Regions from separate parts of the Homo sapiens genome. Here all the other regions are linked to region 3. Evidence: read pairs that join two places in POLR2A ChIA-PET (ENCODE). Cell type or tissue: CD4-positive, alpha-beta T cell. All regions are shown on one strand. Each heading gives the region's core, and the rest is flanking DNA. Links, peaks and the distances in the headings are about the cores only.

Evidence for each region. Peaks named below come from ENCODE experiments on the same cell type or tissue, not always from the same donor. Only the 100,000 strongest peaks of a DNase experiment are listed, where the experiment ranks them.
Region 1: POLR2A ChIA-PET joins it to region 3 with 16 read pairs; 13 of 35 experiments call an interaction of 5 or more read pairs at or near these places.
Region 2: POLR2A ChIA-PET joins it to region 3 with 71 read pairs; 13 of 35 experiments call an interaction of 5 or more read pairs at or near these places.
Region 4: POLR2A ChIA-PET joins it to region 3 with 113 read pairs; 13 of 35 experiments call an interaction of 5 or more read pairs at or near these places.

What each region holds. Positions count from the first base shown.
Region 1 is chr12:9,735,351-9,741,452 of GRCh38, reverse strand. No RefSeq gene overlaps it. Among named protein-coding and RNA genes, the nearest start is that of CLECL1, 5.3 kb to the right of the region's middle. RefSeq lists a cis regulatory region at 762-1,014. In CD4-positive, alpha-beta T cell, for the core only: no CTCF peak of the experiment used is centred there; a DNase peak (open chromatin) is centred at 3,949; H3K27ac peaks cover 1,698 bases.
Region 2 is chr12:9,699,185-9,705,286 of GRCh38, reverse strand. It overlaps LINC02390 (long intergenic non-protein coding RNA 2390), which reads right to left and starts at 1,903. Exons shown (of 2, transcript XR_931347.3): 1 at 1,130-1,903. It overlaps CLEC2D (C-type lectin domain family 2 member D), which reads right to left. Exons shown (of 5, transcript NM_013269.6): 5 at 5,734-6,102. It also overlaps a transcript of CLECL1 not described here. RefSeq lists an enhancer at 3,066-3,115. In CD4-positive, alpha-beta T cell, for the core only: no CTCF peak of the experiment used is centred there; DNase peaks (open chromatin) are centred at 2,836 and 3,366; H3K4me3 peaks cover 566 bases; H3K27ac peaks cover 2,507 bases.
Region 3 is chr12:9,647,702-9,653,803 of GRCh38, reverse strand. LOC105369728 (a long non-coding RNA gene) reads left to right here and starts at 5,816. Exons shown (of 2, transcript NR_157802.1): 1 at 5,816-5,963. It also overlaps the pseudogene LOC374443. RefSeq lists enhancers at 2,924-3,103, 5,003-5,182, 5,223-5,292, 5,973-6,022, 6,033-6,102 and silencers at 3,879-3,928, 5,563-5,862. In CD4-positive, alpha-beta T cell, for the core only: no CTCF peak of the experiment used is centred there; DNase peaks (open chromatin) are centred at 2,193 and 2,893; H3K4me3 peaks cover 4,000 bases; H3K27ac peaks cover 4,000 bases.
Region 4 is chr12:9,705,768-9,711,869 of GRCh38, reverse strand. It overlaps LINC02390 (long intergenic non-protein coding RNA 2390), which reads right to left. Exons shown (of 2, transcript XR_931347.3): 2 at 952-2,998. It also overlaps a transcript of CLECL1 not described here. Among named protein-coding and RNA genes, the nearest start is that of LINC02390, 5.4 kb to the right of the region's middle. RefSeq lists an enhancer at 1,065-1,154 and a silencer at 4,222-4,321. In CD4-positive, alpha-beta T cell, for the core only: CTCF peaks have their summits at 3,321 and 3,526 (motif pointing right); DNase peaks (open chromatin) are centred at 3,499, 4,322 and 5,559; H3K4me3 peaks cover 628 bases; H3K27ac peaks cover 1,245 bases.

The sequences.
Region 1 (6,102 bases), core at 1,457-5,456, 87 kb before region 3:
ATATTTCCACATAAATTAACACATTCAATATAAATCTTATAAATTTTGTATGAAATTTCATAAAAATTAATCTATTAATACAAATCTAACCCGATGTTTCTCTGAATGGAAACTTTTTGGCATGTATATATCAAGTGGCCTTGAAAACTCATTGATTAATATTCTAAATTAGGTTGCTCTTTAAGAAAACTCAATAAAACATTAAAAGTAATATATCTGATTTTTTTTCTCATAGATGTGAAGTTTTTTTGTTTTAATTCTCAAACTAACAAAGGCTACCTAAAAATTCAATAGGGTACTTTCAGGTACATTTGTAATATTCAACAGATGTATTTGTTTCTGCTTTCTCTAAAGTCTCAGTAAAAATTATATTAATAAAAACATTTAATAGAATAAAAAATGATTGGGAGCAACTAGGCATAGATGAGAAATGTCTACAAAGTTTGGACTATGTTCAGTAACTTAGGCCATAGTTCCCTGGACGCTAAAGCATCAGAGACCCTATGCACCACAGACTCTATGGTGGCTCCCATCATCCCCGTGTTCTGGTCTTCAAGCTCTTGTGTGATCTCCTCTCTTTGAATGTGGATAGGACTTGTGATTTGCCTCTAATCAATACAATACAGCAAAGGTAATGGTATATGCATGATTACATGAATGGAATGGAATGTGCCTAAGATTATAATAACTGTCTGCCAGAGGGGACTCTTTTCATGGCTGGCTTTGAGAAAGCAAGGTGCCATGTCGGGAAAGTCCTTACAGCAAGAAACTGAGGGCTACCTCTGGCTAGTAGCCATCAAGAAACTCAGGCCCTCAGTTGATGGCCCACAAGGAAGTGAATGCTGCCAGCAACCATGTGAGCCTAGAAGCAGATCCTTCCCCAGATGAGCCTCAGAGGAGATGAGAGCCACAGCCAACACCTTCACTGCAGCCTTGTGAGTCTCTGAAGCGTAGCACCTACCCAAGCCATGCCTACACTCCTGGCATACAGAAATTATGAGATAACAAATGTGCATTGTTTTAAACCACAAAGCTTAAGGTAATTTGTTATTTAGCAATAAAAAACTAATACCGTATGGGTTCAATATGGGGGAAAACTGGGGAATTAGTAGAAAATATATACAAGGAGCCCCTTGAACAACCAAACGGCAACCCTGTATGTCTACTGAAGATTGGAAGTTTATTGCCTGGCATTACTGAACCAAAAGGAGCCTGAATTCAGAGTAAGAGTCTCTAGGCAAGGCTAAGGGAGGACGTGCTTTACTAAAGACAGAGGAATTAATTGAAATTCTGAATAACAGACTTGCTTTTGAGAGGTGACAGCGTGCTGGCAGTCGTCACAGCCCTCGCTCGCTCTCGGCGCCTCCTCTGCCGGGGCTCCCACTTTGGTGGCACTTGAGGAGCACTTCAGCCCACCGCTGCACTGTGGGAGCCCCTTGCTGGGCTGGCCAAGGCCGGAGCCGGCTCCCTCAGCTTGCAGGGAGGTGTGGGAGGGAGGGGCGCGGGCGGGAACCGGGGCTGCGCGCGGCGCTTGCGGGCCAGCTGGAGTTCCGGGTAGGCGTGGGCTTGGCGGGCTCCGCACTCGGAGCAGCCGGCAGGCCCTGCCGGCCCGGGGCAATGAGGGGCTTAGCACCCGGGCCAGCGGCTGCGGAGGGTGTACTGGGCCCCCCAGCAGTGCCAGCCCACCGGCGCTGCGCTCGATTTCTCGCCGGGCCTTAGCTGCCTTCCCGCGGGGCAGGGCTCGGGACCTGCAGCCCGCCATGCCTGAGCCTCCCACCCTCTCCGTGGGCTCCTGTGCGGCCGGAGCCTCCCCGATGAGCGCCGCCCCCTGCTTCACGGCGCCCAGTCCCATCGACCACTGAGGACGACTCGCTGAGGAGTGCGGGCGCAGAGCATGGGACTGGCAGGCAGCTCTACCTGCAGCCCCGGTGTGGGATCCACCGGGTGAAGCCAGCTGGGCTCCTGAGTCTGGTGGGGACGTGGAGAACCTTTATGTCTAGCTCAGGGATTGTAAATACACCAATAGGCACTCTGTATCTAGCTCAGGGTTTGTGAATGCACCAATCGACACTCTGTATCTAGCTACTCTGGTGGGGCCTTGGAGAACGTTTGTGTGGACACTCCGTATCTAGCTAATCTGGTGGGGATGTGGAGAACCTTTGTGTCTAGCTCAGGGATTGTAAACGCACCAATCAGCACCCTGTCAAAACAGACCACTGGGCTCTACCAATCAGCAGGATGTGGGTGGGGGCCAGATAAGAGAATAAAAGCAGGCTGCCCAAGCCAGCAGTGGCAGCCCGCTCGGTCACGCTGTGGAAGCTTTGTTCTTCTGTTCTGTGCAATAAATCTTGCTACCGCTCACTCTTTGGGTCCGCACTGCTTATGTGAGCTGTAACACTCACCGCGAACATCTGCAGCTTCACTCCTGAAGCCAGCGAGACCAGGAGCCCACCGGGAGGAACTAACAACTCCAGACGCGCTGCCTTAGGAGCTGTAACACTCACCTTGAGGTTCTGCAGCTTCACTCCTGAGCCAGCGAGACCCCGAACCCACCAGAAGAAAGAAACTCCGAACACATCCGAACGCCAGAAGGAACAAACTCCAGAGGCGCCACCTTAACAGCTGTAACACTCACTGCGAGGGTCCACGGCTTCGTTCTTGAAGTCAGTGAGACCAAGAACCCACCAAGTCCGGACACAGTTTGACATCTCCTAATTGACTTCAATATCCTCGACAATCAGGCTTAAGGCACCCAAGAAGAAAATTGGAGAATTTCTCTTTGAAAAAACTGACCTGCTTCATAATAAAGACCTACAAATATTGAGATTAAGAAGAAATAAATAACTTCTGCCTGAACATCCAGTGATGTCCACTGATCCCAGACACAGAAATTCCCTTCGCTTATTTAGTACCTCAGTCTTGCATGCTGTTAGACACTTAAGGACTACTAGATATTTAGAAAAGTCTCCAATAAAAGTAAGAGATCAGGCCGGGCCCGATGGCTCACACCTGAATCCCAGCACTTTGGGGGGCTGAGGCAGGCGGATCACCTGAGGCCAGGAGTTCGAGACCAGCCTGGCCAAGATGGTGAAACCCCATCTCCACTAAACATACAAAGAAATTAGCTGGGTGTGGTGGCACGTGCTTGTAATCCCAGCTACTTGGGAGGCTGAGGCAGGAGAATCGCTTGACTTGAACCTGGGAGGTGGAGGTTGCAGTGAGCCGAGATTTTGTCACTGCACTTCACCCTGGGCAACACAGCAGAACTCCGTCTCAAAAAAAAAAAAAAAAAGATCAAAACAAGTACACATAAGATGAAGTTCAAATTAGAATTGATCGTAAAAATGAAAGAAAGACTTAAAATATTCTTATAATTCATAATCTCAGGTGTGGGGAAAGAAAATAGTATATCACTTAAACAAAAAGAGTAAACTATAAAAAAGATCACAACAAGAAATAATCCTTGAAAATTAAAATTATAAGAAAATAAAAAAACAAATTCTATAAAATGGGTGGAGGAAAAACTTGAGAAATTTCCTAGGTAATAAAATCTAAAGAGGAAGAGATAAAAGAAAAAGTATAATAATAGTAGAATATCAACCCAAGAGCACTAATATTTCACTAAAAGGAATGCTAGAAAAAAGACATTAGAATAAAGATACGAGGAAAATTAGGAAATAAGTATAAAAAAATTTCTCAGAAGCTAAGGGTGTGAGTTTCCTGTTTAAAGCTTCACATTGAATGCCCCATGGAAAGGACAAAAATAGACTTAAAAGACACCTCACTGCAGAATTTCAGAATTGTAGGAATAAATACAAGATTCTGAAAGTCTCCAGATAGAAAAGTTAGGCCTCAGACACAGGATCAGAAATCAAAATCATATTGTGTTTTTTAACAATTATGTCATCTGGCAGAAAGTGCAACTAAAATTCAGAGGAAATCTGATAACAGATCTCAACTTTTGTATTCAGTCCAACTATACTTCAGGTACATAAGAACAATAAAACTCTTTCCAGCCAAATTACTGAAAACTGTTCTCTCTCTTTTGCTCTCTCCCATGTAACTTGTCTTTGTTAACAAAACTCTCTTAAGCAAATTTATGTGCTTACAACTAAATGTCTCTGAGTTACCTTTGATATCATTTACTAGCTAGAGAATACTGGTACCTCCACTTTTGTGTAAACCTCAATGTTTTAAATCTACATTTGAAGTTACTGATTTCTTTTAAGTTAATATTTTACTCTTTATTTTAGAACATATTTCCTCTTTTTGGAACTGCACAACTTCCTTTTTCTTAGCCTCCCCCAAAATGTCGTTAATTTTTTAGTACACTGTACTGTCTGTTCCGCATCTTTGACATTTTAATGCTGTTAACACTTAATCTCTTATTGTGCTGTCATCAGTAATCACCAGGGCCATTCAGAAAGATCAGACCTTGGTAGCAGGAATAAACTATCCCTGAAGAGGAGGTGAGATGAGTTCATACGTAGCAAAAATTAAAAACAGGTTTCAAAATTATGAAACTTATCTCCATGTAAGGTAAATTAACTGCCTGATAGTCTTTAAATGAAGACAACCAACATAACATGCTTTAAGCGAAGACCACAACATCAAGGCATCTGTAAACATAAATCATAATATCCAGCATCTAATCAGGAATTATTCAACATGCCAAGAAACAGAAGATATGAACAATAACAAGTAACTGTGTAAATTTTTAAAAAGTACCATGAAGTGACAGAAATGAAGAAACAAACATACAAAGATGTTAAAACACTTTTATGACTGCATTTAGTATTGGCTATGTAAGCACATTCTTCTTTTCAAACTAAATATAAAAAAAACCTTCCTTTTCAAAAACTTAATGACACAAACCACTACTGAAAACATATACATAAATAAACATGAAGCCCCTCCATTAAGAGAAATATACTTCTGTGCAATTATTGTCTTTATCTTCACCTCCAGGATCTCACAATTATGTGTCTGTGTCTAAGTCAGATTTGGATATGACCTGTGGTCCATCAATACACATGTAAATTTTAATTTAAGCACGTCTAACACAGAGAGAAAATATAATAGGATAACCTTTGTTAAAAAAAAATATAACATATAGGCCAGGCACGGTGGCTCAACGCCTGTAATCCCAGCACTTTGGGAGTCCGAGGCGGGTGGATCACGATGTCAGGAGATCGAGACCATCCTGGCTGACATGGTGAAAACCTGTCTCTATTAAAAATACAAAAAATTAGCCAGGCGTGGTGGCGGGCACCTGTAATCCCAGCTGCTCGGGAGGCTGAGGCAGGAGAATGGCGTGAACCTGGGAGGCGGAGCTTGCAGTGAGCTGAGATCGCGCCACTGCACTCCAGGCTGGGCGACAGAGGGAGACTCCGTCTAAACTATTAAAATATATATATATATATATATATATATCGCATATGAAAGAACTGTGTAAAAATAAACATTAGTGATTTTGAATTCATTAACTAAGTCTTTGCGCTGTACATAACAAGGACTCGTTGCCCTGATGCTGCAAAGCCAGTCCTTGATAACCCAACCTGGGGATGATATTGGTGAAAATGATGGAGTAGATCTGCTTTCACCTCTTCTATTCAGCATCATGCTGGAGTTTCTTGCCAAGGGAATAAAACAAGAATACGAAAGGAAGAAGTGAAACTGTCTTTATTTGCAGATAACATGATCTTGCATATCATGTCATCCTAAAACATTCACAACAGCAATAAAAATTAGAGGTAATAAACAAGTTCAGCAAGATTACAGGATAAAAATCAATATAAAATAGTAATAGTGCTTTTACAGACTAGCAATGAACAATCCAAAAATGAAATTTAGAAAAATCTTTGTTTACAATAACATCAAAAATAATAAAATAAAGAATAAGTTTAATAACAGAAGTGTAAGAGTTATTCTGTGAACAATGCAAACCATTTCTGAAATAGATTAAGGAATATCTAAATAAAGGAGAGATTCTGTATTTATGGATTGAAAAAATGAATATTACTCAGTTTGCACTATTCCCAAAATTGATCTGCTGAATCCCAGCTGCCTTTTTCATGGCAGAAATTGACATACTTACCCTAA
Region 2 (6,102 bases), core at 580-4,579, 52 kb before region 3:
GGAACTTAAACAAATTTACAAAAAAAAAAGACCTCATTAAAAAGTAAGCAAAGGACATGAAAAGACATTTCTCAAAAGAAGACATACATGTGGCCAACAATTATATGAAAAAAAGCTCAATATCACTGATCATTAGAGAAATGCAGATCAAAACCACAATGAGACACCATCCCACACCAGTCAGATGGCTATTATTAAAAAGTCAAAAAATAATAGATGTTGGCAAGGTTGTGTTGAAAAAGGAATGCTTTTACGTTGTTGGTGGGAGTGTAAATTAGGTCAACCATTGTGGAAGACAGTATGGCAATTTCTCAAAGACCTAGAGACAGCACTACTATTCGACCCAGCAATCCAATTACTGGGCGTATACCCAAAGCAATATAAATTGTTCTATAATAACTACACACGCACACATATGTTCATTGCAGCACTATTCACAATAGCAAAGACACAAAATCAACCTAAATGCCCATCAACGATAGACTGGATAAAGAAAATGTGGTACATATACACCATGGAATACTATGCAGCCATAAAAAGGAACAAGATCATGTCCTTTGCAGAGACATATATGGAACTAGATGCCATTATTCTTACCAAACTATCACAGGAATGGAAAATCAAATACCACATGTTCTCACTTGTAAGTGAGAGCTAAATGATGAGAACACATAGATACCTAGAGGGAAATAACAAAAACGGGGGCCTACCAAACAGCAGAGGGTGAAAGGAGGGAGAGAATTTAAAAAATAATGGATACTAGGCATAATACTTGAGTGATAAAATAATCTGTACAATAAATCTCCATGACATGTGTTTACCTATGTAACAAATCTACAAATCCTGCACATGTATCTCTGAACTTAAAAGTTAAAAAAAGCAAATGAACATAACTTAATCCCTATTCCTCTCTATATGAAAATTGTGAAATAACTGTGACAATGCAGCAACATTTTCACAAGAAATTGTTCAAGGCCTTGGAGCATAGAATATGTAATATTTGTGAAGAAAGTGTCATAATTATATACAGAAAATATTTATTGGAAGTTCTCCTTGTGCAATTAAAATTCTAAAGATGTAAAAATCAAGTATTTCATATTAATAAAATATTAAAGTACTATGAACTTACCATAAATTTGACTCTGATTTGGCAATTACCTAAAGAAAATACAAGATATGTCTTGTAAACTAAATGATTCATCATTGAAAATAAATGTTAACACATTGTTTAACATCACTAGTTTTCTAGCTCCTTCTTTCAACATAAAATAAGCTTTAATGTAACTTATAAATGTATTCAATTAAAGAGTAACATTAAGGTGGAAAATATCATACATATGTTCACCTTGCTACTAAAACACAATACATAGAATATGTTGAGGTCTCCACTGTAGAATACGCAAGTCAATAAAATCAGCAAATAAAATTGACAAAAGGTGACTATTTCTCATTAAAAAAAGAAAATCATTTACACTTTGTCTTAAAGTTTTAAAGCAGGATATTCCAGTTTTAAGACAAAGAAATGACAAATATGTATACATATATATATATATGCGGGCAAGTGTTCTTTTGACATTAAAAGACCTAGGACAGGCTGAGCTCAGTGGCTCACAACTATAATCCAAGCACTTTGAAAGACCAAGGCAGGTAGATTGTTTGACCCCAAAATTTTGAGACCAGCCTTGGCAACACGGTGTAACTCTGTCTCTACAAAAAATTCAAAAATTAGTCAGGTATAATGGCACATGCCTGTGGTCCCAGCTGCTTGGGAGGCTGATGTGAGAGGATCGCCAGAGTTTGGGAAGCTGAGGCTGCAGTGAGCTATGATCATGCCACTGCACTCCAGCCTGAGCAACAGAGTGAGACCTTGTCTCAATAAATAAATAAATAAATAAATAAATAAATAAATAACCTAGCACAAATTATTTTAAGAGTGTGTGTGTATGTGTGTATATATAAATATTTTTTACAAATATCCTCCAGTAGTATGAAGTTGATTAGTACAATGGAGGAACAACATTTAACAGCTGTCTTATGCCTTAAGGGACATAAATCTTGATTGTCCATTCATAGATATTGTATTTAAAGGAACAATAACTTTACTCTATTCAATTTAGTAGCAACTTCTCCAGAATGGATTGCAGTCAGAAACTGTCAGATCTCTTTTGGGTGAGAACTTTGGAACGTTAAAAATTCTGTCTCTTAAAAATGAATGATGGTCAGGTAGTTGGATGCAGTAATTAGGATTTCTGTTTATTATAAGTAGAGATAATTTTTCTGGGTTGTCTACTAGTTTAGTTATAGAACAAGTCTTCTCTTCCTCTGTGTTGATTGGAACCTTGGCAGATACACCTTCACTGATTTTACTGAAATTTACTGTTCCACTAAAGTAAGGGTAAAAAGAGAAGGAACAGAATAGAAAACTTTCAGTCTTCAGATTTAATGCTACCAACTCATTAGCAGACCCAGTTTTCAGAGTTACTAGAGGAGTAGAGATGTCTACAGATTTCTGACTAATGTCATCATTAGTTTTCTTTTTAAATTATGCTGTGGAGGAAAGTTAGTTATTTTACATAAGAGAGAAAGGGTTTGCTCTGAGAGAAGCAGCATATAACTTTCCACCTCTATATTTTAATGTACCTTTTGAGTAGGGTTAGGAGCAGTGTTGGTGATATGGGTGGGAAGCAGGGAAATACTGGGCAGAAGAGGGCTGTCCCAAGCAAGAGCCACACATCCTCAAGCCTGGGATCACAGACCAAAATGAGAACATGCATTTCCTGCTTTCCCACTCACATGTTGCTTTTTGGCCCACCCCACACCCCATCCTCTACCCATAAAAACCACAGGCCCCATCACCAGAGTGGCAGAGCAGCAGAGCAGCGGAATAGCAGAGTGACAGAGAAAGAAAGAAAAGAAGAAGCAGCCGGATGTCAGAGAGAAGCAGTTTGAGCTCAGAGGGACAGCTTGATGGTGGGACCTCGGAGAAGAGTTTGTCTGAACTCCAGGGGAATACCACCTTCCCATTCCATCCACTTTCCAGCTCCCTATCCCGCTGAGAGCCACTTCCATCCCTCAATAAAATCCTCCACATTCACTACCCTTCAATTTGTTTGCATGACCTGATTCTTCCTGGACGCTAAACAAGAACTGAGGTACCAAGAAGGCAGGTCCAAAAGGCTGTCACCCTGACCCTCCACTGAGCTGTTAAATACTTGTCATCTGTGGATAGAAAAGCTAAAAGAGCACACTGTAACACTCACCCTCTGGGGCTTGAGGGGTCATGGGAACTCCCCTAGATGTTGCCATGGGGCAGCACAGAGTTCTACTCCTGCTGGCACACAGAAGCCCTCATCCTGATCCCTACACCCACTCACCTGTGAGTTTCCCCTCCCATGAGGGGTTGAGAGCTGTGGGCTGAGTAAACAAGCCAACCCCTTTGCAACTCCTGCAAAGAGGCCAGGGAAGTACCCCATTTCATCAACACTCTTGGCAGGTGCCAATGTCCTCTCATCTTTTCTGCTTTTGCAAGAAAAAAAAGAAATTGATTTTTTATGTAGATTTGAAAACTTCTAGGTTTTAACTCCAAAATATTGTTTATATCTCCAAATTTAGCACAAATGGAGTTGTACCAGTCTCTCTCATTCTGGAGTAGGTTTTAGAAGATTAGTCAATGCACCTTCAGCCATGCTCAGTGCACTGTGTGCCTGATGCTTCATTCCTAGGTGAGACTTTGGCCTAGGTGAGTAGTCATTCCAGCTCTCAGTACATACTTTCTTTTCATTGTATTTGAAGGTTTAGGATTGAATTTGTAGTCATCTATAAAATGGATGATTCTTTATACAAGAAGTAGTTGCAATTTTATCAATCCCTTCCAAAGGAGTAAAGAGAGCATCATTACACTGTGCCTTTTGCCTTTTTTTTTTTCCTTTTCTATGTTTGGGTTGATTTAATTTTGGGTTCAATATTGATGAAACAATTAGAGTAATTTCCTTGGAACACCTTCATGATCAGTTTTACATACCTGATAATTTGATCATCTGCCAACTTCCATGACAACATCATTACTTTTGGAAACATCTCTTACATTGATCTCTGTTCTCCTAACCCCATTGTTCATATTATTTCCTGTGTTAATTGGATACTTATTTCATTTCATAATTCTCTTTATTTGAACCCAACAACTTCGAGATTCTTACACAATTGACTACCATCTCTTCGTTGTTTATATGATGTACCATAACATGTGGTTCTCCATCTGTCTTTATAGTTTCTTGTTTTACTCCTTGGAGTTTTGTGAGAAATCTCTAGCACCACTGTCATGGACTTAGGATCTTTTTTTGGAGGGGGCCATATTTATCCTATCTCTTGGCATTGCACTCAGTTCATTTTTATCTATATCTCTTCAATTCTGGATTAAGTGTCTATTCCAAATTGTAGTGATGCTATAGCTTCATTAGACATTTTTGGGCAATCAGAGATAGAGGTTTCACTTGTCAGTATGAGGCAGAGCACTGTTCATAATTTCAGCAACACTTTGGGAATTCACTACGTAAGAAGGTCCTACCCCTTGGATGTAGGCAAGTTCATGTTGCACGCTTTGGGAATGTAGGTTCAAAGGCAATAGATCTTTTGTCTTCTTAGGTGAATCTGATGGCAAGAGTTTGAAATATGCAGTTTGGGCATTATACCGAACCTCATAAAAGTCAGATAAGGCTTTCTTGTTAGATGTGTTGCAGGAGCACTTGCAGTTTGCTCCTGCTTTTTGTCATTTGGAAAAAACAACCTAATTTTAAAACTGTCAAGTGAAGTGTGATGGCTAATTTTATATGTCAACTTGATTGAGATAAGGTATACTCAGCAGGGAAAGCATTATCTCTGGATGTGTCTATGAGGGCCAGTGTGACAGAGCTCATATTTTATAAAAATATGTTTTTTCTGTGATCTGATATTTCATGCAAATGAATCAACATTATTTTAACAAAGCTGTATTTTAGTTCTATTCTCTTTTGTTTGCAGAAAACTGATAAGAGAAGTACAATCATATTGGGCTTTAGATCTTAGCCTCCTGCCAAGGAAATTATGGAATCTTTGTGAATTGTGGTTGGTTACATAGTTTCTAAGCCAGAGATTGTTTCCTCTTCTTACCTATGTAGGAAGTACAAGCTTCCTAGTATTCTCTTCTGCAAGCTAGAGAACCAGGAAAGCCAGTGTTGTAATCTAGTCTGAGTCGAAAGCCTTAGAACCAGGAAATGTCTTCCTGACCAATACATGAAGTATTATTAAAATATGCCTAAATAAAACAAAGCATAATTCTCAGTGTAAGGCCAAAGGTCTGGGAAACTGGGGAACTCCAATGTCTGAGAGTAGAAAGAAATGGATGCCCTAGCTTTAGAAGAGAATAAATTTACCCTACCTGACTTTTTGCTCTGTTTGGGTAAGACCTGCACGGATTGGATGATGCCTGCCAACATTGGTGAAGGTAGATCATCTTTACACAGCTTAGTGATTCCAACATCAATCTCTTTCAGAAAAGCCCTCATAGACACATCCAGAGATAATGCTTTCCCTGCTGAGTATACCTTATCTCAGTCAAGTTGACATATAAAATTAGCCATCACACTTCACTTGACAGTTTTAAAGTGTTTTCAAAATGACTATTACTTAAAACAGAAAGCCAATCATCTTTTACATAATTGAGACCCACCCTGAAGAATAAGAGATAGCTGTAATATATTTACAGTTCACTGCCTTTCAAAGTGTTTATTCAGAATTATACTAGAAGTAATTTCATGAAAATAATATTGTGCAACCTTTTCATTCTATTTCAATGAAAAGCAGGCATGAACATTACTCAAGCTTGAAATTTTACTGAAAAGTAAACATTTCAATTAAGCTTAAGGAAAAAAGAAATTTCCTGAGATTTCCAGTGTATACAGAAGTGTCTTTCCATTAAGAATAATTAAAAGTTAAAAAATATGCTGATAACTTGCCACAATTGACAGAATGCAGATTAATAGGATAAATGGCAAACAAATCTATAAAAATGCATGCAGAGAATCAGAGTGATCACCCCACCAAGCAATGGGGTATAGATGGTGATAT
Region 3 (6,102 bases), core at 729-4,728:
AAAACAATAGAAAGTGCAATCACACTTGTAGTCAGGACTGCAATGATGAACAAGCAACAATAAACCTTGACAGGAGTTACTGGAGATATAAGTGCTAGACATTGTCTTTGCAGAGTTTTATCTGTAAAATAGAAACATCAGAATCTCAATCTCAGGAATATCGTAGGGAGAAAAAATTTATCATAGAATCAACACTAAGATCAGATGTACTTCAATTCTCCTACTGCCAACTCCTTTCACAAAAGGGCTTGGTTCATAAATGAGAATAATGGCCCAAAGAGGGCTAGAGATAAAAATCGAATTCTCCCCACCCCCAGGGAATCTTCCAGTTACTGGAAAAAGAGTAGAAATTGGGATGAAAAAGAAACATACACAATCCAGATTTAGCCCCATAGTAAAGCAGCTGGTTAGAAGCAACAAGGGAAGCAGAAAATAAATCAATGTAATTCACCATATTGACAGAATGAGACAAGGGACAACATATGAGCATCTGAATAAATGCAGCAAGAGGATGTGAAAAGCTTAATATTCATCCACGATAGTAAGACTCAACAAATTAGAAATTGAAGAACTTTCTTCAACCTGATAAAGGGCATCTACAGAAAAACTACAACTAGCAACAACCTTAACGATGAAAGAATAAATGCTTTCCCCCAGTGACATAGAACAAGGCAAGGATGTCTGATCTCTCTCACCAATCCAATTTAACATTTTACTGGATGTCCTATTAGGGGCAAAAAGGCAAGAAAAAAGAAATAAATGTCATACAGATTGGAAAGAAATAAAAGCATTGCTATTCACAGACAACACAGTTGTCTGCATGTAAAATTCTAAGGAATCTACCAAATGGCTATGAGAATAAATGAATTTGGCAAAGCTACAGGATTACCTATGTTCATATATAAAAATCACTTATATTTCCATATTCATAATTATGAAGTGGAAATTTAAATATAAAAACAGTATCATTTATAATAACATGAAAGATATCAAATAAATATATCAAAATATGTTTAGGATCAGTATGATGAAAGCTGGAAACCAAAGGGACAAAGAAATCAAAGCAGACTTGAATCAACAGAGAGATATAAGATATTCATAGATTGGAATATGCAATATTGCTGGATGTCAATTATACCCAAACAGGTTTAGAGATTCAGTGCAATACTGATAAACATTGCAGTATGAATTTTTTGTAGAAATAAGCAAGGTAATTTTAAAATTATATGAAAAAGCAAAGAACTAGAATAGCCAAACAATTTTGAAGGAAAAAAAAATGGCCAAATTTGGAAATCAGGGAACCTGCTTTCGTAATTTACAAAGTAATAGAAACAAAGACAGTATGATATTGACAAAAGAACAGACACATAAATCAATGGAACAGAAAAAAGGTTTCAGAAACAAATCTAAACGTGTATCATCAATTGACATTTGACAGACGTGGAAAGTAATCAGGTAGGTAAGGGGTAATATTTTCTGAACATGTAGTGCTGGAACAATTGAGTGTCCTAATGCAAAACAGTGAACCTCAGCTCACACCTAATACCTTATAAGAAAATTAACTCAAAATAAATTTTAGACTCATATATAAAGCCTCAAACCCTAAAACTATTAGAAGAGGAAAATTACATTTTTGTGAACTTGAATTAGGCAAAAATTTCTTACATACAACACCAAAAGCATTATCAATATTTTAAAAATTGATAAATTGAACTTTAACGTAATTAAAACTCTCTGCTAGAAAAAAAACCCTGAAAAGGGAATAAAAAGACAAGCAAAGGCAGAAAAACATCTCTCTAAAAAGCGACTTGTATCTAGAATATATTAAGAACTCAAAACTCAACAATAAGAAAACGAAAACTAGATTAAAAAGTGGGCCAATGATTTGGAGATATACTTGATTAAAGAGGATATATGAATAGCAAACAAGTGCATAAAAACATGCTTGAAATAACCAGCCATTTGAGAAATACAAATTAAAACCATGAGTGACTACTACATGGTTATTAGAGTGGCAAACAAAACAGAAAAAGAAACAACTGCTGGTGAGGAAGGGATGTGATATGGTTTGGATCTTTGTCCCCACCCAAATCTTATGTTGAATTGTAATCTCCAGCGTTGGAGGTGGGGTCTGGTGGAAGGAGATTGGATCATGGGGGCAGATTTCCCCCTTGGCACTGTGTCATGATAAGAGTGAGTTCTCGTGAGATCTGGCGGTTGAAAACTGTGTGGTGCCCTCCCTCACTTCCTCTCTTCCTCCTGCTCTGGCCAAGTGAAGTATGGACTCCCCCTTTGCCTTCTGCCATGAATTGTAAGTTTCCTGAGGCATCCCCAGAAGCTGAGCAGATGCCAGAATCATGCTTCCTGGCCAGCCTGTGGAATGGTCAGCCAATTAAACCTCTTTTCTTTACAAATTACTCAGTCTCAGGCTATTTCTTTATAGCAGTGAGAGAATGGACAGGATGCAACTGGAATTTTCATGCATCATCACTGGAAATGCAAAATGTTATGGGCATTTTGGAAAACAGTTAAGCAGTTTGTTATGGTAAATGTAAATTCACCACATGCCCTAGCCATCCTATCCCTAGGTATTTAAACAAGGGAAGTGAAAACTTGTGTTTACCCAAAAACCTGTAAGGAATATTTTACACCAGGTTTATTCATTATCACAAAAAACTAGCAACAACTCAAATATGCTTCAGCTGCTGAAGAGGTAAACAACTATTCCTCAGCCCTAATAAAAGAAAAAACTCGATCACACATTCACAATTGTCAATTTCTTACTGTGTGTTAGCTGGCCAAACTTTTGTCAGGTTTTTCTCCTCCCCACAGGCCCTACACGTGTTTGCCCGCAAGTTTGCCTAAATGCCTCAAAGCACAGACTTGCAAAAAACATCCTGCCTTAACCTGACCACAGACCACATTGCACCATTTCCTGCTGAAACGCCTAGACTTTGCCTGCTCTCTCCCACACCACTAACTTTTTTTTTTTTTTTAAGACAGAGTCTCTGTCGCCCACGCTGGAGTGCAGGAGCATGATCTCGGCCCACTGTAAGCTTCCACCTCCCGGGTTCATGCCATTCTCCTGCCTCAGCCTCCCGAGTAGCTGGGACCACAGATGCCCACCACCATGCCCGGCTAATTTTTTGTATTTTGTTTAGTAGAGACGGGGTTTCAGCAGGTTAGCCAGGATGGTCTCAATCTCCTGACCTCGTGATCCACCCGCCTCAGCCTCCCAAATTGCTGGGATTATAGGCATAAGCCACCGCACCTGGCCTAACATATTTTTGAAATCAGTGTTATTCCTATTGCAACAGTCCTTTTGAATAAAGTTTCTCCCTAAGTCCAGACTTGTTTTTCTTTGACAAATGATACATACTATAATACAGATGACTTGAAAATGCATTATTGCTAAGTGAATGAAGTCAGATTCTACATTTACCTACTGCAAGATTCCATCGATGTGACATTCTGGAAAAGCAAAAGTGCAAGATCAGAAAACAGATGAGTGGTTGCCAAGGGCTAGCGGTAGAGGAAGAGACATTCTACAAAGGGACATGAGGGAATTTCGAGTGGGTGGGTATGGCTCTATATCTTGACTTTTATGGTAGTAACATGAGTATATATGTTTACCATAGAAATCTACACCAAAAGAGTGAATTTTACTGAATATAAATTATAATACTTTAAAAGTCCCTGCCAACTTTCGTCCGTTTAATATACATCTACAAGAATAACAGGGAGCTTCAGCTTAAATTCTAGACAGGGGGAAAGATGGGTAAGATTGGATGATCTTAAGCAGTAAATATCGTTTGGATTTTGGCTCATATAAAAATATCAACCTTTATTCTTTCTGGTTCTACACTAACGCAAAATTGTCTTAAAGGTTCAGAATACTAAGACTTCCGTAATTCTTTTTCATTGCTACTAGGGTAATGTGTAACTCTCCCCTTAAAACTTCCCCCAAATCTCCCATTTGCCTCTCTTAATAATCTTCTAAATGTGCCTGCTTTCTCTTCTTCTTTTTTACATCTCTAGCCCCTCCTACTAATACTGAGACAGCCAGGTGGGAAGGGGTCCCTGGAGAAACTCCAATTAGCCTGCCCACTGAGGTGGAGCCTTGGGAAGTTCACAAGGTTTGCAGCAGAGAGAAGCCTGAGCCTGGCCCCAGTTTTTCATTTGTAGAACCTGGGATTCAAACTGTCAGGTGGGAAGCGCTCCGGCGGAAGGACTCTGGCCCTGCAAGAGTACCTGTTTCCCCCTTTTTTTCCCTTTTTCACCCAATAAAACTCTGCTTCACACACCCTTTAAACCATCTGCGAGCCTGAATTTCCGTGGCCGTGGGACAAAGAATCCCATTTTTAGCTGAAATAAGGAAAAGTCCTGCAGCAATATTCCCACATGCATCTTGTTCCACTTCTCTCTTGCTCACTTATTTCTCTTCTACCTTTCTTACAGTGTGTCCTGACTCCCGCAAATTCATACCACTCTTAAGGTACACACTGAACACAATAACTCTTCAGACTTCTAGTTGGAAAAACAACATTAGGAATTATCTCTCAGAAGAACAGAGAAATAAAGCATTATTACTGATCAAATTTTAACTCAGTTTCAGGATCTGAAAAACTTAAATCACAGGATGCATTTTAAAAAACAAGTTTCACAACTGTACCAGGTAACAAATATTTAGTTTCGGTTCTGTAAACATTCTTTAGAATATAACATTTGGCTTAGTTAGTAAGAATATAACTTAGTAGGAATGTAACTTAGCCAAAAGTTACATTTGTAACATCTAAAAAATGTTAGAACGTACTGCTCCGGGACACAAATTTAAGAAGACCGATTTGAGTAATAATAAAACTCCCATCACCTGCAAAGCCGGCTCTGCGTGAATTACTCTTTCTCCATTGTAATCCCCGTCTTGATAAATCGGCTCTATCTAGCAGACAAAGTGAACCCACTGGACGGTTACAACAGTACCATGAATGCTAAGAGCTAGGAGCAACATGTTACAAAAACAGTGGCATCCCTTAAAAACAAGTTTCCCCAAGAAAGGTGGGAGGAAAATAGGGGCTCAGGACAGTTGCAAATAGATGTCTATCTTCCAAATAAAATGCCAAGTCTTCTTGAGGTCACAGCATCCACAAGTTTCCAACTAGGCTGGAAAAACAAGTTGGATCAGAGAGAGGTTGGGGGAGGGCCCGTGGGTGGCCCTGAAGCAGGCCACTAGGACGCCGTTTCCCTCTCTCCGCCCTTCCAAAAGCCCTTAAGCCACAGACAGCCGTGGCCCGTCCAGGGGGCACTCCCCTCTCAGGTCCCCCAAAGTTCTGCAAACTCTGACGACAAAGGCAAGTCAGAGTCCCGTGACATGTGGGGAGGCATCGCACAGATTTTTCTTTTCATGGCCTGGTCAGAGAGAGTGCTCACCCAACCGAGAAGGCCCTGGCGGGGTCACACTGGCTAAATAAAAAGCGCCTTCTTCTGCTTTTTTCGGAGCTCCAGGTGACGGCTCCTCCTTCACTCCAGGGCGGAGCTCTGCAGAAAAGGCGGGGAGGCACGGAGGGAGGTGTACTGGGGCTGCGGGATTCGCGGCTACATGGGCTTCTAGGCTCTCTCGCGCCCACCCTGCCCCGAGCTACGGAGCCCCTTCCGGTCCCGCGGACTCCAAGCCTCAAGTTTCCGCCACACCCTCCAGAGAAGCGTCCCCGCCGCAGCCCCGGGGGGCGGGAGGCGCGAGGCGCGGCTGCGCCCAGCACTGGCCCCACCTCCCACGCGCCCGCGGGAGATTTGCTTGGGGCTGGATCCCCCGCCTACCGTTTCCCCGCAGCCGCCGGCGCTTCTGGCGCTTGTGACCCGAGCAGGAAGCCCAGAGAGAAACCAGAAAGACAGGAAGGGGATTCCTGGACTTCCTTTCCACATCCGGCAGGAACGCGACCCTCCTCCAGCTAGGAGCGCTTGTCCGGGTCTGGTGGACCCCTTACCCTGTGATAAGGACCCAGAGGATGCCCTTGTCCCCGGGATTAGGGGGAACCCAATGGAGGCCTCCACCCGGGGCCGATTCCCACCCTGGGCCACAGGAGCTTTTTAGGCAGTGAAACTATT
Region 4 (6,102 bases), core at 1,784-5,783, 57 kb before region 3:
TCAGGAATCCAGTTAGATACTTTAGGCTGGAAGTCAGGGGAGAGGCTAGGTCTAGAGAAATAAATGTGATTGTAAGCAGCCCATAGATGAGACCAGAAGACATTGCCTAGGAAGTAAGCACAGATAAGAAGAGGTACAAGGACTGGGGTATTCCAAACTTTAGGGGGTGGAAAAAGGAAAAGGAACCACAAAAGAAAGCTGAGAAGGACCACTGCAAAAAAAAAAAATAATAATAATCTGGGGTGGGGAGAGGGTTTCTTTTAAAGAAAGAATATCAGGGAGGAAGCAATCAAGTATGTGAAATTCTACTGATAGTTGAGTACGGTGAAAACTAAGAAGAGATTTTTTTTTTTTTTTAAATAACTTACTCTCTGAAACCAGGCAAAAGCAAAATTTTCACAGAAGCTTAATAATATGAAGTGGAAAAGCTCTAAGTAGCTTTAATGAAGAGCAGTTAACTCCACAATCAGCTTGTTTGACCAAAGCTTTTAGATTAAGTAGCCAATGCAATTCTGAAGGTAGAAACAGAACACCAACCTTCTCTGGAACCCAGAATAAGTATAAGCCAGAAAATTACCCATTGTTTCTCTTAACAGTTCTGGCTTGAATGTGAAATGGGAAAAGTTCCCTTATCCCCTTGCAGGGTGTGAGATGGGGGTGTGGCTGGCTTCTTCAGTGCCTCCCTGCTCAAACCTCTAGGGGAGCTTACAGGCGGGCAGGCTGTGGGGTTCAGATCCCACAGCAATGTCTAGGGGTGAATGTTTGCAGCTGAAGCCCCAGTAGGCATGTGTTACAGTGTGCTCTTTTAGTTTTGCTCTTCTAGTTTAGCCGCTCTAGGTGCCTTGTGTTAGTCAACTCAATTAGACCCCTGCCTTATCACAAGGACAGTGGACTTTCTGTATCCTGAGGTTCTTGCCTTGGTGTACTGGAAGAATCAGATCACATATGGGCTTGGAGAATGAGTGCAAGGTTTTATTGAGTGGAAATAGCTACCAGCAGATGGGAGAGTCAGAAGGGAGATGGTTTTCCCCTGAAGTCAGGCTGCTCAGTGGCCCAGACTGTCCTCCAGCTGCCCCAGCCAAACTCTGCATTGTTCTGTCAGTCAGTGGCCTACCAGCATGCTGGTGCCTGTCAGTGTGTTCCTCTCAATGTCCAGCCACCTATGTGTTCCTCTCCCTGTGTGTTCCTCCGCTGATGTGCTCCTCTTGATGTCCAGTTGCTTCTGTATCTGCCTTGCTAGGGTCTCAGGTTTTTGCAGGCACAGGATGGGGGCATGGCAGGCCAGGGTGGTCTTGGGAAATGCAACATTTGGGCGGGAAATACCTGTTCTCAGTTAGGTCCGTGAGTGTGGAGCCCTAGCCAGGACTAGCCAGGGTATGGAGCCCTAGCCAGCCATGTTCTTCCCTTCCTAGCACTCCCATATTATTTCCCCTCTCTGAAGAGGTGTATCTAACTGCCATGAGAATATGGACAATGACTGGTCTTAGCTGCTTCCCACTGACAGGGGGCATTCTTTTGGGGTAAACTGCTGTCGGATGCTTCCGAGAGGTCTACCTGGGGGTTCCTAGCAAAGCGGAGCCATCATCTGAGGCTCTGGTTGCCTGAACATTTGGAGTTTGATGGCTTCCAGGCATGAGAGAAAAAACAAGTTTTATAAGGTTAAGTATGCATGGGTTAAACATGTGTATTATTAAAGGAAAGAATTTAGTGCCAAATATTACAGACATAAGAAGAAAATATACTAACAATAACATTGTACCCCAAGTTGTTTCACTCTGTTGAAAGAAATGAAACCTTGCACAGGAGCAAATAAACTTTACCAGAGAGATAACTGTTCTTGAAATATCTTTAGCAACTAACAGGTGTACCCTGGGAATTCTAGGGTTTGTGGGGTTGCATGGTGGCCATTAAAGCTTTTGCTCTTTTGCGTATTTCCTCTCTCTTCCTGGGCCTCCCTGTCTGTATTATAAAAGACCAAGGTAGCCACTTTCAGGAGGTCCTCTAATGTACTAGCTGATCCCAGGGATCGTTTCTGCAACTTCCTCCTGATATCAGGAGCTGCCTGAGTAATAAATTTATACTAGCCTTCCACTATGCACACCTGAAAGTGTGTGCTTCTCCAGTCTTCCATCTCATCATTGGGATGCCATTTAGGGTCATTCACTGGTACTGCTTCTCTTCCAGTTGGAGAATATTCGTCCCCTTCCCTGACGCTATATGTGATACAAAGCTCATTCCTAAATCTCTCTGCTGCTTGCAGAGTGGACTGTTTCTCAGTGTCCATCAGGGTCTGATTCAAAAGTAACATAATGTCTTTTCAAGAGAGTTCAAATATTTGGGTGAAATTCTGGAGAGCCTCTATCTATAAGGGTCATCTGAAAACCTGTCAATATCCTCCTTAATTTGCTTTAAGTCCTGTAGGGAGAAGGAGACCTGGACCTTACTGGGCCCAAATTCACTGGGCATCTGTTGGAGGGGCAGGAGTGAGACTGGGGCTTGTTTAGAGTGAGGATTTCTAGGAGGGGGCAAGTGAGAGGCTGAAGCTGGATAGGGAGGTTGGGATAGACCTGGAGGAGCAGGGCTTGAGGGAGCTGGCTCCCCTGTTGGGGGTGCCTCTGGGACTCATATCTTTAATTCTCTAGGCTTGCCCCTTGCAGCCTTCCCTAAGATGGCAAACAGGAGGGCTAGATCTATCTTACATTGTTAGCCAAGGTCTCGATTGCCTTGCAAGATATAGAAAGCCTGCATATATGTGGCCTCAGACCATCTGTCCTCATGTCTGCAGAAAAGTTCCAACTGCCAAGTGGTATTGAAATGAATGGTTCCTTCCTGAGGCCAACTCAGTCCTTCCTGTAAATCATAATTTGGCCAACCCTTTGTGCGTAGGGCTATGAGGTGTTTTTCCTCCAGATTCTGAGGGTCAAAGCCGTCCCAATGGTTCAGGATACACTCCAGAGGAGTATAAGCTGGAAGTGGTGAAGAGAACTGGTTGCCCATTCTGAAAGACAGGGAACAGAGGTGTCCATCATTCTCTTCTTTCAGCAAATACTCAGGGTGTGATGGAGAGAGAAAGCCAGTGTCCCCCTTCACTTTCCACCTTTTGTCCCTGAGACCCAGTGACCTTGACCTTGGCAAGTGACATAGGTACCAATGCGGTAGGTACCCATGAAGTAGAGAAAATCCGGAGAATAGGAGTTAACTGCCCTTATCTATGCCTTCTTTTCTCCCTGCTGTTGGCAAACTTTGAGTTCCCTGGGCCTGTTTATGTCACGAAGCAAGGCCTCCTTCCATGGGGTGGAGGTTTCAATTGGCAGAAATTGGCTGCCCATTTATATTGTGCCCGTTGCCTGGCTTTGGATCCCTCAGACCTGGTTTTCCTTTTTAGGACCTCAGCCTGAAGCTTGGAATCAAGTTTGGGACTGAAAAGGCGTTTCAGAAGCTGTTTGTGTCCATTTAGAGAGTCTCAAGTATGCCCTGCTGAATTTGCAGTTCTCAGCCAGCAGGGGTCGTTTCACCGTTAACTTCCCTATCAGAAACAGTGTTAGAATGGGGAGCCCTCTCACTTAAAAAACAGAAAAATAGCTTAAGGGGCAAAAATGGGAGAGATTCTGAGGGAAGAACCACTTGCTTAGTGCAAGTGGGCCCTCCTAATCCTTATAACTTTCCCATTCTTCCCCCAGTTCAGACCAGATTTAATTCCTTGGCCAGGGGAGGGAATGTTCCATTGGCACGGCAGGTAAGAAGCACCTTGTACAGTCCTGGTTACTGCCCCAGCTTCCTCCCACCCTCCTCGTGGCTGCTGAACTTGGCCTTTGCCTGCTGTGGGCACACCCAGGCACCCGAAGTGGGAGGAAAAAGGGTAACGGGAGGTGCCCTGAGCCATGTGTACCTGTGGCTGTCGACATGGAGGCATACATGGCACCTCCAGGAACAATTGGTCTGACTTGCATCTTTGTTGACTGAGCCAAATGCTCATTTTACTTAGTAAAATTGCTGCAGCCTGTAACAAAACTCTTAACACTATAAAGAAAGAGATAGCCATTTTGAACCATGTGAGAGAGAAAAGAGACAAAGAGAAAACAGAGCATCTTACCCACAGAAAGAGAAGTGGCAGGGTTTTGGAAGAAAAGCAGACCCCATAGTTTTGTATTTGCTCATACTCAACTTCTGAGATCCTGGAAAAGCCCCCATTTGAAATGGGAAAAGTTCCCTTGCCCCCTTGCAGGGCATGTGATGGGGGTGTGGCTTGCTTCTTCAGTGCCCCACTGCTCAAATCTCTAGGGGAGCATACACAGACAGGCAGGCTGGGGAGCTCCAACCTCATGGCAGTAGGGCAGAAGTGGAGCCCTAGCCAGAGACCACACCCTCATCTACCTAGCACTTCCCTTCCCCCACTGCATATCATTTAAAGGGACCATGTTCTTCCCTTCCCAGCACTCCCATATCAAATGTATGTGTAAACATTTAAGAAATCTTGGCTTTAATTCTAATAAAATGATAAAATTACTATGTAATTTTAGATGCTAATACTTCTAATTTTGTATAAAACTTTTATAATCTTTATCCTTCATAATTTTTAGATTGGTGAGATTTGCCAGAACTTTAAACTGGTATCTACTGCATGCCTACATCGTAATTTTATTTAGTCATTTTACTAGAATTAAAACTAAAATTTCTGGTACTCCAATTAACCCTTCAGCTTTTTCAAATGAACATAAAATACATCTATGCACATAAATTAGAAAATCTAGAAGAAATGGATAAATTTCTGGACAAATACACCTTCCCAAGACGGAACCAGGGGAGAAATTGAATCCCTGAAAGACCAACCATGAGTTCTGAAATTGAGCCAGTAATAAATAGCCTACCAACCTCCCCAGAAAAGCCCAGGACCAGATGGATTCACAGCTGAATTCAACCAGATGTATAAAGAAAAGCTGGTACCATTCCTACTGAAACTATTTCAGAAACTTGAAAGAAGTGACTTCTCCCTAACTCATTCTATGAGGGCAGCACCATCCTGATACCAAAACCTGGCAGAAATACAAACAAAAAGACAACTTCAGGCCAATATCCTTGATGATCATATGCAAAAATTCTCAACAAAATACTGACAAACTGAATCCAGCAGCACATTGAAAAGCTTATTCACCACGATCAAGTCGGCTTCATCTTTGGGATGCAAGGTTGGTTCAACATACACCAACCAATAAATGTAATTCATCAGATAAATAAAACTAAAGACAAAAACCACATGCTTATCTCAGTAAATGCAGAAAAGGCTTTCAATAAAATTCAATATCCCTTCATGTTAAAAACTCTCAATCTACCTGGTGTTTAAGGAACAGGCATCAAAATAATGAGTCATATATGACAAATCTACAGTCAATATCATATTAAATGGGCAAAAGCTCAAAGAATTCCCCTTGAAGACTGACACAAGACAAGGATAACCTCTCTCACTACACCTTTTCAACATAGTATTAGAAGTTTTGGCCTGGGCAATCAGGCAAGGGAAAGAAATAAAGCATATTCAAAGAGGAAGAGAGGAAGTAAAATTGTCTTTGTTTGCAGATGACATGATTCTATATTTGGAAAGTCCCATCATCTCAGCCCAAAAGCTTCTTAAGCTGAGAAGCAACTTCAGCAAAGTCTCAGGTTACAAAATCAATTTGCAAAAATCACTAGCATTCCTACACACCAGCAACAGGCAAGCAGAGAGCCAAATCACAATTGCTACAAAGAGAACAAAATACCTAGGAATACAGCTAACAAGAAAAGTGAAGGGCTTCCTCAAGGAGAAGTACAAACCACTGCTCAAAGAAATCAGAGAAGACACAAACAAATGGAAAAACATTCCATGCTTATGCATAGGAAGAATCAAGATCTTGAAAATGGCCGTACTTCCCAATGCAACTTACAGATTCAATAGAAAAATACCTATTTTAAAATTTATATGGAATAAAATTTATATGGAATAAAAAAGAGCCTGAATAGCCTGAATAATATTAAGCAAAAACAGCAAAGCCAGAGGCATCACACTACCCAATTTCAAACTATACTACAAGGCTACAGTAACCAAAACAGCATGGTACCAGTGCA